Regions from separate parts of the Mus musculus genome. Here region 1 is linked to region 2. The links are chromatin loops, found by intact Hi-C in ENCODE. Cell type or tissue: left cerebral cortex. All regions are shown on one strand. Links, peaks and the distances in the headings refer to the core of each region. The heading gives the core; the rest is flanking DNA.

The links. Peaks named below come from ENCODE experiments on the same cell type or tissue, not always from the same donor. Only the 100,000 strongest peaks of a DNase experiment are listed, where the experiment ranks them.
Region 1: a loop joins it to region 2, with 9 times the contacts of the local background. A loop is called at or near these places in 22 of 42 quality-filtered maps.

Annotation. Positions count from the first base shown.
Region 1 is chr11:8,297,935-8,306,269 of GRCm38, forward strand. No RefSeq gene overlaps it. Among named protein-coding and RNA genes, the nearest start is that of Tns3, 360 kb to the right of the region's middle. In left cerebral cortex, for the core only: a CTCF peak has its summit at 5,077 (motif pointing left); a DNase peak (open chromatin) is centred at 5,056.
Region 2 is chr11:7,212,326-7,220,639 of GRCm38, forward strand. Igfbp3 (insulin-like growth factor binding protein 3) reads right to left here and starts at 1,598. Exons shown (of 5, transcript NM_008343.2): 1 at 1,060-1,598. The coding sequence starts at 1,465. It overlaps Gm36565 (a long non-coding RNA gene), which reads left to right and starts at 4,772. Exons shown (of 5, transcript XR_872239.3): 1 at 4,772-4,856. In left cerebral cortex, for the core only: CTCF peaks have their summits at 2,605 (motif pointing right) and 3,540; DNase peaks (open chromatin) are centred at 401, 662, 1,247, 1,756 and 2 more places; H3K4me3 peaks cover 2,169 bases; H3K27ac peaks cover 1,166 bases.

The DNA of each region.
Region 1 (8,335 bases), core at 177-8,176, 1.1 Mb after region 2:
ATACCCCGTCCTCTCTCTCCCTCCTGAGTGCCAGGTGGGGCCAGACTTAAAATGCTGGAGGCACACAGTGACCACACACCTGTTCTTACCTATTCATCTCAATTTTGATTACTCAATAGGTTCTATTGGACTCCACAACAATAACACAATTACAAGACTGAATGAAGTCAGGAGAAAAACACATCCAAAGGAACCAGGCACTCAGTCAACTGACTTCAAGTAAGTCATGGGTTGGGCATCTATGAGATAGAGAATTTAAAGTAACTGTAAGTAAGGCCATTACAATATTTGTGCACCAAGCAAGCAAGGAGAGCTAAGAGATGGAAAGCCTAAGAGAGAATTAAAAATAAACAATAGAAACTAGAATCAGTCTGATAATTCTGAATACCTTGGGAGTTCCCCCAGAAGACTGGATATGACCAAGGAGAGTCAACAATCCTGAACTCAGTGGAAAGTCTCTCATCCAAAATACAGAAGGAAAAAACTGAATGAAAAAATTGGAACATTCTAGAACTATGGAACAACTTCAAAATTAGTAACACATGCATAATTGCCATGCCAGGAGGGAAAAGAAAAAGAAATAGATCTGAAGAAAATTTAAAGTGATAATGGCTAAGGATTTTCTAAAATTAATGACAGAAGTCAAATTGTAGATCTAAGAAATTCAGCAACAAAGAGCAGAATAATTACCAAAAATTTACGTATTCGGACTGCAGATGATTGAATAAAGGAAAAAACTTGAAATCAACCAAGAGGAAGGAAGAAACCTCTTACCTATAAAAAAATAAATAAATAAAAGTATTTCTTTTTAGTGATGACAGAAACAAACAAGTGAAATTTATTTAAAATACAGAAAGGGGAAGAGAAACATCAACCTACAGCATGCTGGGTAGATGTTCTTAAAAATGGAAAGAGAAATTTGAGCTTCCTTAGACTGTGTGTGGTGACACAGGCCTGTAATCCCAGAATTTGGGAGATGGAAACAGGACTGTGGTGAGTTCACAGCCAAGTTGGACTACACAGCAAGACCCTGTCTCAAAAACAAGTAATATGCAAAAAAAGTAAAGGGCTTTCTCAGAATAATAAGTTCAGGGAGCCCTTGGGCAGCAGACTCCTGAAAGAAATGTTTAAGATGTTGGTAAGACAAAAGATACTTGCTTTGATTAGAGTGTGACTACACTCTGCATCTTCCATGTGGGTAACTTATTAAAAAAAAAAAGCTATAGCTGAGATACTGAAATCTTTTAAAGACTTTGGTGATTTAGATAGACTTTGGGATTTTAGAGAGACTTCAGATATTTTAGAGACGCTTTGAATATTTTAGAGAGACTATGAATGTTAAAAGACACTTTGGATGTTTTAAAGAGACTACATTTTAAAGGCTGGAACTTTGAAAGTTATTCATGCATTTATTTTGTTATATTATTATTAATATAAGATCTTTGAGATGAATAAGAAAGGAAAGGTTATAGTTGAATAGTGGTGTGTGTGTTACACTGATAAGAGGTCAAATGTGCTGCCTAGTTTTTAGGGCAATTTGACATGGGCTAGAGTTATCTGAGAAGAGGGAATCACAATTTAAAATACCTTTATCAGATTGGCCTATGGGTAAGCCAATTTTCATTACTGATAATTGGATGTTGGAGATGCTCCTCCTGGGCAGGTGGTCCCAGGGTGGAAAAGAAAACCAACACCTTTAATCCCAGCAATTGGGAGGCAGAGGCAGGTGGATTTCTGAGTTCGAGGCCAGCCTGGTCTACAGTGTGAGTTCCAGGACAGCCAGGGCTACACAGAAAAACCCTGTCTCGAAAAAAGAAAGAAAGAAAGAAAGAAAGAAAGAAAGAAAGAAAGAAAGAAAGAAAGAAAGAAAGAAAGAAAGAAAAGAGGGAGAGAGAGAAAGGGAGAAAAGGAAAAAAGAAAACCAACTGAGCAAGCCAGTAAGCAGCATGCCTCCATGGTCTCTATGTTAGTTCCTGTCTCCAGATTCCTACATTGAGTTCCTGCCCTAACTTCTGAGGATGATGGGCTACAAATTACAAATTGAAATAAATCATTTCCCCCCAAGTTGATTTTAACAGTGTTTCATCATAGCAACAGAAAACCTAAGAGAGAAAGGCATTTTAGAAGAAAGACATGAAGTAAGAAAGAAGGAAGGAAGGAAGGAAGGAAGGAGAGAGAGAGAGAGAGAGAGAGAGAGAGAGAGAGAGAGGATGGTGTGCTCTACAAACCAGAGTAATTTGACTCATTCTTTGCCCATTAGAGGATTTTTATGTCTTTCTCTTGTCCACTGGCTTGGACACCCAATGCTAGGTTGAAGGACTTGGTGACAGGCTGCACAGCACTAACAAGGGAATATTCAACACCCTGCTTTCTGCAGTTGACAGATCCAGACAGAAAACTGACAAAGGAACATTGGCTATTAGTCACACACCAGACCAAGTGAACCTAGCAGACAGGCACTGCCATTTTCCTCAACTATATATGAATATTTCCCAAGTACAAATATTAGGCCACAACATAATCCTGAGACTATTAAAGGTTGGGATCATATAAAGTATCTTTTGCAAATTCGTGGGCAATGAACACACAGTGGATCCATGAGAAAGTCGAGTGTTGTTTTGCCAGGCCTGATGGAATGTGTCTGTCATCTCAGCTTCTTAGGGAGCTGGTGGGAGATGATACAGCTGATGAGAAAAGTTGCAGGAGACAAAAATCAGTATTACAAGTCAACAACATTTCTGCATACTGATAGACACCTCTGGTTCATTTTACTGGAGGAAACAGTTTTCCCATAGATATACCTTGCATGGCCAGCATCACTCCTTTGGACCATTGTGCAAATATCCAGGACCTGGAAGGAAGAACTGTGAACAAGCAGCTATGGTAGGCCAGGACCTTGTCAGGACACAACTTATTTTATTGTATAAGTTTGTTCTTCAGAAAAGACAATCAACAGACTAGCTAGGTAAATACACACATTTACAGGTATACACACCCATTTACATATGTGTATTTACATATGTGTAGCCATCCTTCAGTAACTGTAGAAGATTCTTTATGGGAACCAGCTCTCTCATCCCTGTGCACCAATATCCAATGATTGAAATGACCTCTGTGAAAACTAGGGTAGTGTTTAGAACCCACACACATTCCCCATGCATGCTAACTCTTGTCGAAAAACAGTTGACAGAATCTTCATGCATGTACAAAATGTAAAGAATTGGCTCCCACCTTTATAAAGTCTGAGAAATCCTGCTATCTGCAGCCTGCAAATGGGACACATAGAATCATATGCTGTTTTCCAGTCCACATGCAAAAGTGTGCTGGCCAGAGGGATGAACACGTAGCTCTCAGGCTGAGGACAAGAGACAAGAGCTCCTCTGGGAGACAGGAAACCAGGCTTTCCACTCAGGCCCTTAGGAGGCTGGGTGAGATCTGATTAGGGAAACTGCTTTAATGACACCATCACTTCAAATGATAGTTTCATTTGGATACCTCCTCATATGCACATCTAAGTATCTAAGGCCCATCCAACAGATACATAAGATTCACTGTGTAGATTCACCAAGCAACAAGCAACAGTGACCATGAGAACAAGAATTATCTGGTCATTGAGACCCCTCCCGCTGAAGGATTGCATGTGACAAAACCAAGTTAAAAAATAGCAGGATCCCCCATCCCTGCCCCCTACAGCCTGTGCCCCTATACTGTGGCATCTCAGAGCCTTGGGATGAAGATAAAAATTGCCCCGGTATAAGAGTTTAATGTAGGTAAAGAGGCATTCCTAAAGTACATAAGTGGACTCCAACGATATGAAAGACATAGAGGCCATCATGAGGATGGTATCACTGGATTGGATAGAAAAGAGCAAAAGCTAGGGTGGCGGAGACAATGGGCAGAGGCTCCATGCAAGGACCGGAGTGAACACCTTCCAAGATGGAGAAGCAAACAGCTCGCAGAACTTCATACACAGATTCTCTGAAGATGGAGAGAGATTTCTGGGTCCTTGGCTTTTGAGTTTGCTGTCTGAGAAGCACCGCGAGCAGAGCATGGACCAGCGTCCCATGCTGAGTGCAGAATCACCATACTGCTTGGCTTTAGACTGTTCCTGTTAAGCCAGCAGGACCAGCATGGACACCTAGAGCCACTGTGCTTGCAGCATGCATGCTGAGAGTGAGTTGGGGTGAAGGCTGAACTTTGAGGTACCCAGTGTATGCACTGAAGGGAGGCAACGTGTGTTTTCTTACAAGATGCAGGCTAGGTCGGCCCCTGCAGCTACAGTGACAGGAGGCGGCCTACTTTTCAGGGCAGGAAGTAGGGGGCCTCTCTGCCTGAAACCCAGAATACACAGTCCCTACCTTGAAAGATGCAATGTGATCCCGCTCTCAAGAAACCCTCCTGCACCTGGGTATCCTCGCCATAAGCACAGCATCTGGAAAGGGAGAATGAAAGGTGAAATGAAGTGTGTAGAGAGAGACAAGAAAAGCAGCGGACAGGCAGGGGCAGGGGCTCTGAGATCAGCATCCGTGCACCTGAGCAGGACTCCATTCTCCAGGGCTACATGAGCCGGAAGAATGGCCTTGGAGCCCCCTCCACCTCTGACCTTCCATTGCAGCTGGGTAGAAGCACAGCCACACCAGATGTTTTCCGTTCTTTCTCAAGAAAGTAAGCCAACCCCTCTCCCACCTGACAAGCCTAATCCCAGCTGTCACCACAGCCAGAGACACCGTGCCTCTTTGTTCGTTCTTCCAGGAAAATGATGGGATACGCTAGGAGAAGATGTCTATTAATAAACCTCAGAGACCATCAGCCTCGAGGCCTCAGGTGACTGGAGACTAGAGGACTTCGACCTGGATGGAGTTGGGGAGGGGATGTGCTACATCTTGCCAGCATTTTCCAGAAACCTAGGAGAAGTCCACATTCAATGGCTTGGGGGAAAGCATTTCTTCTTCATCATGCACATAAGTCCTCCCCAGCAAGGAACAGACAACATTCATTTTATTTGGGGTTTCTTGGATAAATCCTCTCTCTAGAGATCATTACCTATGGGACATTGCCGTTTCAACACTGCCATCTGCTGGACCTGTCGGAAAATCTCTTCTCACTAGGATAGGTGGCTTCATATCACTGCAGAAGGGTGTGACCTTACCAGTGATTGACAGGGAAATTGGAGGGGCTATCATTCCTATCTCCGACTGTGAATCAGCAGGGAGGGGGTATGTATTTCCCTGTGTTGTCCCTCCATAGGGAAACGTCCTTAGTTCACAAATTAGTAAATTAAAGCACAGAGAGGTTAAACTACAAAGTCAAAGTTGTCCAGCTAGAAAGCTTCAGAAGGATATACCTCAAGGTAGTTAGACTCCAAATTCAAGGCTCTGATTGCCTCCGATCAAGTAGAGACAGTTAGCAGATGGGAAATAAGCTGGGTGTAGGATGGTGAGGAAGATAAAGAGAAGTTTAGGGAAAGGAAAGGGGATGATGGCAGCCCCCGGGGGTCCTTCCCCTCCTCAATAGAATGTAGAATCAGGGTGAGTTCAGAATCTGTGTGAAGACACTCAGTGGCAACACAGGCTGAGAAAGACCGGTGAGTATTACTGGCAGAGTTAGACCCTCCTCTCACAGAGGACAGGCTCTTTGGAGGTTGGAATGGAAGCATCATGGAGGGTCTTGTGAGCCAGTGGAACATCTTGATTGTGTGACAAAAAGAAGGCTGTCAACCGCTTCCTTGCACTGGGTCCTGTCACCCACCTAGCTTGACTCTTCTTGTTACATTCATCACTATCAGAAGCAATGCAGTTGATTCTGTATCGAATGAGTGGCAGTCAGGTTCCCGCAGGATGGAGTAAACTACTGGACACAAGAGACACTTCTACCACTGTGTCTCCAGCACTTAGAACATATCAGTCTTAAATACTGAGCCAATCAAACAGAGATGTGCTTTACACTGACTGCCCTTGCCCCTCTGTATCAAGAACTCTACATCCTTGGATTCAATCAGCTACAATCAAAAGTATTCATAATGAAATACTCTGTCTCTGAGTCAATGCACTACTAAGTCTTGTTATAAAACACTTGGAGAAATAATCAAAAGAAGAGAGGTTTCTTTTGGCTTGCAGCTTTAAAGATACTTGTCCATCATGGTGGGAGGGCCTTAGCAGGCAATGCTTACAGCACAGTGGCCAAGGAGCAAAGAACTGGATGGCTAGGTAGCAAGCTTCCTCTTCTTCGCTTTTTTGTTCCGTGTGATCCCTGCTTTTGTAATGGTGCCTCCCACATTCCGGAATGTTTTCCCCACAGCCCTCCATTATTCATATTTGGGCTAGTCACTCATATGTGGGAACCCCCATACAGACACACTTGGAGTGGACCTTTCCTACTTTTCTAAATGCTTCCCAGTCCAGTCAGGTCAACAATGTAGACCTTCACATTTGCTCCTGAACTCTACAACATAACACCAAGTTCACTAGACTCCATGATGTAAGTCACGTGGTACTTACGTAAAGTCTAGAGGAAGGAGTGGACATGGAGCAAGAAGGATGGGGATGGCTGATCAGTGATGAGTACCTAGTTACTAGATACTAGATAGAAGTAAGTTCTGGGATGCTGTTGCCCAACAGAGTCACTAGAGATGGGGATGGAGTACTTCACGTCTCAAGGAGCCAGAAGAAATGACTGTGCCATAAAGAAGAGGTAAGTGTTTGAGAACATCACTATATTTAACCCGATTACACTGTGCATGCATATAATAAAACATAATACCCTGCTAATTTATACAATTTGTTCTCATTTCAATGTATCAGTTAGAATAATAATGGCTGCAGATGGTTCTGTGGATAGAACACTTGATGTGCAAGCATGAAGACCTGAGTTCAAATCTCCAGAACTAATGGAAAAAGCCAGATAGTAGCACACATAATCTTTAATCCCAGTGCTTCTACAAGAGATGGAGACAGAGACAATAGAAACTCGGGAAGCTCATGTGCCAGAGAGCCTTTTATACCCAAAAGTACAACAAAAAGAGCCTGTCTCAAATACTGTGGAAGGTGAGAATCAGTCCCTGAGGTTTTCCTTCCACCTTACAATTACACACACACATAAACACATACATACACACACATATGCACACACACATAAATACACACACTCATACACATACATACACACATATACACACATATATACACATATATACACACATACCTACACATACATACACACACAAACACACCTAAACACATGCGCATACACACACAAAAATATACATACACACATGCATACAAATATATACACATATACACACAAACAAAATTACACTCATATACAACATACACACAAATACACACACATTTACTCACATACAACACACACACACACACACATGAGAGTTAGATAGAAAACTTAGAATAACCAACCATTGAGCTTGGGGCAGGGGTAGGAGGAGGATGGCAAAAACGTGGGAGCACCCCAAGGGAGGAGGCCATGGGAGCACCCCAAGGCACTGTGCTACAGGGACCATGACAGTTCATCAGTAGAATACTTGGGAGTACTTGAAGACATTTCACAGTTTCATTTGTCAGCCACCAACTTCAGATCACAACAGTTGTCAGGATCCTTCATGTCAGAGCATGTTTGACATCAGTATGACAGATCCTAAATAGATCTATAGATTAGTTATTCTTTTGTGAAAGGAAACCAAGAATGAACACTGGGGCAGAGATGGAGGCTCCTCACACATACAGTTCCATATTCCCAATCTCAAACTGTCATGTGGATGTGACACTTGTTCTAAGTCCCAGACCCTTATGCCCCATCTCTGTTGGTAGCCATGGTTGTGATATCTTGCATTGTTAGCACTCAGAGGGTTCTGACCTGAAACCTGAAGTAACAATTTGAGGTTACTGCAGAGGTCTGGGATAGGTTGTGGGCCCAGAGTAAACCCTTTCCAAGCCTCTATCGCCTTATTCACACTGGGGTGATCTAGACCTGTGCAGATCATGGAAGTCCTCAGCACCCCCTCGACCCCCACCTTGTCTTTCCCTCTCTGCTTCCTCCTGTCTTGCATTTCACAGAGGCACTTCCCCAGTAACCCTTGTGCACAGGGACTCTGAGCCTGCATCTGTTTCCATGATCACCCCACCTGCAACGCCATCCTTCAACTCTACCTGACCTCGGACCTATCAAATGTCACCTCAAAATAGGATCTCATAGATTTCTCACCCCTGAGGTATAAATTGCTGACATGTGTATATTATATCCTTGACAGATTTTTAAATGCAGGAAACAGCCTCAAGCCAAAGGAATACACTTAATCCCCATGTAATAGCACCTGTGCATT
Region 2 (8,314 bases), core at 1-8,000:
CTCACATAACTAAGCGAGACTGGCTAGGAATGCTGGCCATTTAGAGCAACAGCTAAGAATGCTGGCCATTTAGAGCAACAGCTGCCAAATCCATTTAAATGTTTCTGTTTTGTTTTGTTTTTTCCTTAAAGGAACGAAGGATGCCCTTAGAGTGACTGCCTGCTTGGTAGGGCTTGCAGCAGGAGAGGTAACTGTTAAACGTTTGCATTTTTCTCATTGGCGCTGTCGCTGTCCCCACTGCTGCTGCTGCTGCACCTAGGTCGAATTAGAAAGAGTAACATTCCTGGGTCGTACTTCGCATTTCTAGTCTCTGCTTTGGCAGGGAACCGGCCTGAGTCTGCATCCTCTGCACCAAATGCAGTCTCTGAATCTGGAAGGCGCTGCTGCAGAGCATAGGATGGCGCCTATGGGGCCCGAACCGGGCTCAAACCTTTTTGCAGCTCCTGGTGACACTGAGCAGTTTTGAACTTTAGGTTTCACAGTTTCAAAGACACCAGTGCTCTTAATTTCATCTCGTTAGTTTTTGGATAAATTGGGACACAATCCTGCGTTGCCAATTAGCCCGTGCAAATGATAGGATGTTTCAAGACAGGTACTGTTTCCAACAGCGTGGCTGCCTGCAAATACCTTCATGGTCCGGATCCAACCCGGGATTCCTACACTCAAGCTTCCCTGGGATAGACGCGCTCCTTCCCAATTTATGAGGAATGAAAACCCAGGTCAACAGCTGGGTTACACAGACCTAAACCTGGGTATCCCCGCTCAGCGAGGAGACTCTCCAGTGACTGGGATCTGTCCACTGGCAGTCTCCCTTGCTACCCGCTCGTCCTGGCACTGAATTCTACCTATTTTCACAGAGCGCATTTTGCAACTTATAAGAAAAGCTGTACTTTGAGAACCAAGCAAGAGGAAAAATGGGTTCAGTGCCTCACTCCGCCTCCCAGGGTCCATTTTCCAACCTTCAATATGAGCCAAGACAAACATCTGAAGATACACTCCCTGCCACCCTCGTCGGGTCCCAGGGAGTTGCGCGTGGCGCACGTGGCAGGGACAGCTTACCTGGAGCAGGTTGGGAGGGGAGGTAGGTGCTTAGGCTGCCTGCAGCGCTGGCGTTGGCGCAGAACCCGCGGCCATTCAGCAGCGCCCTCAGCGGGTACTGCTCCGCGGGCCGCGGCTGGCAGCGGAGGCCGGTGCCACAGCGCTCCGTGTAGACGCCGCACGCGTCGCCTTCGCGCAGCGCGCAAGTCAGGCAGCAGCCGCAGCCGGGCTCTCGCACCAGCTCCGTGCACGCGGGCGCGGTGGGCGGAGGCGCGCACTGGGACAGCGCACGCGCGTCGCACGGTTCGCAGCGCACCACGGGGCCCGCGCCCACCGCGCCCGCGCCAGCTCGCGCCACCGGCGGTCCGCGGAGCAGAGTGAGGGCAGTGAGCGCAGCCGCCCAGAGCGCGGGGCGCGCGGGATGCATGGCGCCGGGTGGACGGCTCGGTGGAGGGGAGCGGAGTGGAGCACGCGGGATGAGGCGGCGGGATGAGGCGGCGGGATGGGAGCAGCGAGCAAGCAGGTCCTCAGCGCCCAGTCGCCGCTCTAAGCTCGCATCTGGGCAGCCCGGGCGCGCAGGCCGATATATAGAAGCCGGGGTGGCGGAGGACACGCCCCGGAACGGCGAGGGTGGGGGGTGGGCCGGCGCAGGCTCCGCTCCGGGGCCCGCGCCTCCCGACGAAGCGGGAACGAGGACGGGGGCGCGCTGCGCGCGTCTTCACCGGGCACCTGCTCTCTGTGCGCACGCCCTGTATCAGGGCCACCTCTTCACGGGTAACCACAGGCGCTCCAGGCCACCTTGCGTCTCTAGAGTCCCAGCCACTCCAGGGACTCTGGTCTTCTCTTCCTTCAATGACTCCCAGCCAATTTGGCGTCCCGGACCCTATAGCCCCTCCCCCTGGATGGCTGGCTAAGCTGGCCTTTCCAGGGATGGTTTATGTTTGGGAAGCTGGCCCGGACCCATTCAGCGCCTGTGTACTTTGTAAAGTTCCCGCAATGGAATTCCTCGTGTAGGGTATGCTGTATTAGGCATTTCCCAGCGAGAACGCGCAGATCACTTTGAGGTCTGGAGAACCTTAGAGCTCGAGGTTTAAATCTGCACCACGGGCCACTTTAGCTCCCAGAGTCTCAGCACCGCACAACCTCACGCTGACAGCTATGGGCGCAAAGGATTTGCTTTTCAAGGAGGTAGGGACTCAAAATACTCAAATACGTCGTTGCACTTTCCCAGATAGGAGTGAGGACAGTTTTTTTCTTTTTAAAGATGAGAAGTTCCTCTAGTTCTTGTTTGGGAGAATCTTTTTAGCGGACGCATCTGCGTTAAAATAACTACTGAGACACTGAAGCATGCATGATTAGTAGCCAAGCAGCCCTTAAAATGAATACTGTTCACAACGAGTTTTAGTCATCGTTGGACCCCTATACCAACTTCTGATGTGCTCCAGTGCAGACTGGAGTTCTTGCTAATCCGTTCATTCTGACTTGAAATCCAGGCGCAATAGCGCAGCTATTGAGTTCTTTTGTACGAGTCTCTCCAAAGTCTGCACGCTCCTCCTATAGGTGACCAACAGAGGACGCTGGTGGTCCAGAATTGAATCGACAGACTTCGCGGTTTATTTATTTATTTAAAACAATTCGTGGATGAGTGGTGGGAACTTGAGAGACCGACTTGGAAGGAGACTTTCCTGGATACTCTTGAGTTGTTTACCATAGGCTGGGGAGATTGTCTTTGGGGAGATCTGTGCAATTTTATGCAGGAAGCAAATTAAGACGACTTCCCCCACATATCCCTCCGTCTATCATGTATATCTTATCTGGTGAAGTGGACATTCATCCACCCGTGTGTCTTTACATCTCCCTGTATCTGTGGCTCTCTCTACAAATTTATATCCCCTTTAAAAAAATTATGTCTTAATTTTAGTAAAATTTAGTTCTCCCTTATTTGATACTATAAATAAGAATGATAAAATTTTGGACCTTTACAAAGAAAAAAATATGAGACCCGTGAAGGCCAGAGCTGCCAAGACACAGCACCCCCAGTTTTTGCATTATTCCTTCCTCATAGAGTTTAGGTCGTGGCTAGAGTTAACACAGTCTACCAGAAAGTGTCCCAGTTGTTCCTTCTTTTTTCCCTATGTACTAACGCTGAAGAACAGGGCCTCTGACTTCATTGGAAAATTGAAAGAAAAAAATCCCCTAGGGTTACACTTGTTCTTTAAATAACCACAGAGACCTTGACTCCAAAATTAGAACAAGGTTTAGTATCAAAAGTGATTCTAGATGTGGCAGGCCTTCTCTCTGTTCGATACAATGTTACCCACAGAAGCAGTCCAGCACTTTTACCCAGATTTATCATCAGGCAAGGAGACAGGGGACGCCTAGAGTGAATGGCTTCTTGGAAAAGAGAAATCAACTTGGTTCTCTTCACAATAAACTGAGTTCTTCCATTCTTCCTTTGCAGTTTGAGAAATGGGCGCTTGCTCCACCCGGGACTCCTAGGGGGCGCCAAAGCGCCAGGCCTCCACCCGAGTTTACTGGCATCTTCGAGATTGCACAGGATTGGTTAAGTGTTTTATATCGACTGTCATCTCATTTATCATGAAATCTTGCACCAGCCAAGTACATCCATGGCACTGACATGAGGGGAATTTTGTTTTAACCTTTAGCTGTTTTCTTTTGACAAAACTTCAGGGCACCCTTTCCCTCCACCCAAATGATTATTTCAAGAAGGATTTGGATGGGAGAAAATGTAATTTTATGTTGACATGCTGGCTAATTATGTCAAACTTTAAAACTGGTGTTTGTGGTTATGAGTGTAGCATGTACAGAGATGTGTTGCTCCCCTGGGATGGTACTGGGCATTCAACTGTGAATAATGAGAGTGGGCAGGAATCTCACCTTTGTCTACCATATCGGTCTTTCCTCTTCTGCTCAGGGCTGGCCAAGCAAGCAGAGAGCCTCAAGACCTTAGCACTGTGGACAGCAGGCTCCAGATATCTCTCAGAATGTGACTGGCGTGGCTGTCATTCCTACTGACCATTCCTAGCCTTTGGTTAGAAGGTGCAGACTCCCAGGGGCAGGTGATGCTGAAGATCTTTGTTTCCAGGACTCAGTGTGACTCAGCCTAAAGCTTGAGAATTCCCTCCAGGGACAGGTGGTGACAGGAAGCTTCATTTTCCTTCCCTCAGGTCATCTGCTGGCTGAACCTCCCAGAATTACATAGTCCAGACTTTATAGGGACCATTAGCTGCCAAAAGTCATTACCACTAATAGCACTGCACTTAACTTACCCGAAGAGCACCACTAAGCCATGTACAAAGGAGACACAGGCAGTCCAGAGGAAGTCAGCAGAGACCAAAGGCTCATGTGCTGTGTAGCCAGAGAGAGCAGAGGGGCCTCACAAGTGTTGTTATCCCAACAGAGGAAGGACAAACCTACTCAGGTTACAACAAGCTTCAGAACAGCATTGCTGGCATTTGAGTCTCACAGAGCAGAGAGGCCAGCAGAAGGGGCATAGGAGCATAGAGAAACACTTAGAAGAGACAGTGTTGACCTTGCAAAGTGTACTGGGGAGTAGGTGGGATAGAAGAGATGGCATTGGAAAGAGGTTGGGAATCTTCAGAAGTAGTGCTGTCTGGTTTGGCAGAGGTTGTGGTGGTTTGAGTGAAAATAGCTGCATGTATGCCTGTGTGAGAGTTACAGTCAGTTGTGATATGCTGGGATTTGAACGCAGGTCCTCTGGAAGAACAGTCAATGTCCTTCACCACTGAGCCATCTCTCAAGCCTCCACAGCTGGGTCTTAATGTGGTGTTCTTAAGGTAGGAGCAGGGGCTGTCTTTGACTACAATTGCCTGCCTTTGTATCCTTTTCCCCTCACTGGACTACCTTGTCGTGTCTAGCCTCAGTAGAAGAGGTTCCTAGTCTTACTGCGACTTGATATGCTAAGGCAGGTTGATATCCATAGATGGCCTCCCTTTTTCTGAGAAGAAATGGACGAGTGGTAGATTTGGGGAGGTGAGGTGAGAGGGAGGGTCTGGGAGGAAAAGAGGGAGGGGAAGCTACAATCAGGATGTAAAGTAAATTATTATTAATTTAAAAAAGAAAATGGTCCCATAGGCTTGTTGGAGTAGGTGTGGCCTTGTTGGAAGAAGTATGTAACTGGGTTTGGGCTTTGAGGTCTCAGAAGCTTAAGCCAGGCCCGGTGTCTCTTTTTCTGATACCTGTCTGTCCAGATGTAGAGCTCTTGGCTCCTTCTCCCACACCATTTTTTCCTGTATCCCATCATGCTTCTTGCCATGACAATAATGGACTAAACCGCTGAGCTGTAAGCCAGTCCCAATTAAATGTTTGTCTTTATTAGGGTTGCTGTGGTCATGGTGTCCCTTCACAGCAATAGAATAGTGACTAAGACAGAGGTGTATGGCAGGCTTCTGGGGAAAGGGATAAGACATGTTCTGTAGAAAAGACAGTCATTTTGGGGAGACTCTTTCTCTCTCTCTCTGGAAGGGTGCTTCTGCTTGGTATAGTAATGTCCTGGCTGCGATGGTTTCTCCTGAGTAGTTTTCTGTTCAGACAGCCACAACAGCATCCATGCAACCTACTCAGGGGCAGACATTTATTTTCCTCCATTTAAGTAAAGGCAATTCCTGTCTGCTTCACATCTAACTGTTAAGCAAGTCAGTATGTCAAGAATAGTATGAGAGGCTGGGAAATGGCTCAGAATACACATGAGGATAATGCTGGCTCAGGTGCCCCCTTCCTGGTTTTCTAACATAAAGCAGGTTCCTAGCCTTGGGTATAGGATGTAGTGGTTTAATAGTGTGGCTAGGAGTGATTCTTAGATACGTGTTGCCTGGTGAGCAGGAAGTCAGAGCTCATTTATGTGTTCTCCTCACCTAAACAAATTTAAATGTGAAGTTTTGCTCTTAAGTGGGTGCCAGCTCACAGCCCATATGCCTTGTCTCTTTGTTTCAAATGACAACCTGGACACATTTTTTGTTCCCAGCCTTGGAGGACCATGTATTTGGTCTTCACGAAGACATAAATTTAACAGGTTTGTCTTTGACCAATGAATCTAGAAACAAGGACAACTTTGTGTGTGTGTGTGTGTGTGTGTGTGTGTGTGTGTGAGGGTTATCTGTGTAACAATCTTGGCTGATAGGAGCAGGGGATTAAGGGAAAAAGCTTAGTTATCTGAACTCTTCTCTCAGGCTCAAGCCAGGTGATAGGCATGGAGTTCTTTAACTCTTTGTGAGCCAGAGAGAAAGGAAAATGAAAAAAAGAGAGAAAGTCAAGCACATACATAGACATATATGGATACATAGACACATACTTTGGCTGGACCTGACAATCTGTTTTATCAATTCCACAAATATTCATGCATACTTACATGCATACACATATACCTACACACGTATGTATGTATAGACACGTATGTATAAACAGACAGACATATACATATATACACTTGGTGGATGGAGCAGAGCCCCAAAAGCCACACTTTTGTTTCTTCTCTCTGGTCTTTTATGCCTTCCTAAACAAAAGTTCGTTCTAAAATTACCTCATAGATGAAATGTTACACGAAAAATGTTACAGAAGGATGTTGATAGTAAGTTCAAAGTAGTGCTTCATTCTATAAGCTCAGTATACGTTCAAAGCAACAGTTTCATATGGCCTTGCTTTGTCATAGTGCACACCTGTGGCTTCATCCTTGAACCTGACCTAGAAGGAAAATTTTCCCTCGATCACACATCTGTCCCAAGCCTATGTCTCTTCTTAGTGTAATTGTGAAAGCTCATTGTATTCTTTATTATGCACACTTTACTTACTCTTCTATGACAAGGAGGCACATTTTATCCTTGATTCTGATCTTATTACATCTTTCTGGCAAATAAAAATTTTCAATGTTGAAATGACTTCATTCAGATTTGACTAGGTTTCCTGTAGTACCAAGATCTTATTGTGCCAGAGCTTCTGTACTGTGTTTAGTTCTCATGTCTCCTATTTACCCATCTGTGATGTTTCTCATTGCTTAAGACCACACACACACACACACACACACACACACACTTTTTCTTTTTCTTTTATTATTTGAGACAGGGTTTCTCTGTGCATCCCTGGCTGTTTTGACCAGGCTGACCTTGAATTCACAGATATCTGCCTTCCTATGCTTCCCAAGTGCTCTGGCTAAATGCATGTGTCACCCAGCCAGGCTTGTCTGTTTAGTGGTCGAGTGTTTTGAAGTGCATTGCTTGGTGTGTATGTATGTGACGTTTCTTTTGCTAGAGTGGACGTAAAGGATACATCTTCTTGCATCTTATTGAGTATTCATATCTCATCACAAATCACATCATGGCATCCATATAACTTATTACTATGGTGTTGAGTCGGGGGTTCTCTGACTGGCTTCTATTAAAGTTGTCCCAGCTCCATCAAATAAATCAGTGACCGCAAGAGCGCGTGTAAGCCTAGAGTCATTAGACTCATTTGAATGTTTCCTAAGTCACCGAGGAGCTTTTGAGTTCTGAGTTTTCTTTGTTAGACTATTTTAAGTTATCAATAGACTCTTCGAAAGTCTTACGACCCAGTTTTATGTTCATTCATACAATTTGCTTATGATATTTTCTTATCGTCTTCCTTGGACAGGATTTATAATTGAGGCCTCTTTTATGTGGCATTCGTTATTTTGCTCTCCTCTTCTCTGGTGAACAGCTTTGCTTGTGGTTTGTAAGTTCTGTCATTAGTTTTTCCAAGACCAACTAGTTTTTTAGGAATGAAATAGGCTAGTGTTCTGTTGCTCGTTTGCCATTTCATTAGTCTATGTTCTCATTTTATTATTTCCTTTTTTAAAAATATATTTTATTGTACTTTAAGCTTTGAAGACAGATGACTAGAATGTCAATTTTTATTTACCTTTATTTTAAAAACATACTTTATTTTTATGTATAGCAATATAGTTTACATATAAAATAATCCTAAAATAGAATGTTCAGTTATAGACTTAAACAAAAATTCACAAAGGGGAAATGAAATGTTAATTTTTAGTTGTTCTTTCTGACATGCATAATTAAGATTAGATTAATTTCCAGCTAAGAGATATTGTAAATTATATTCAAGTTTTGATATACTGAAATTTCAATATTTTCTCTTATGCTTTTGTCTTTGACACAAATGATATTTAGAAATATATTTCAAAGTTTTATGACTATGAAGAATGGTTAAATATCACTTTGTTATTCATTCCTGGCGTAAGAATACTGTGCTGAGACGATGCTCT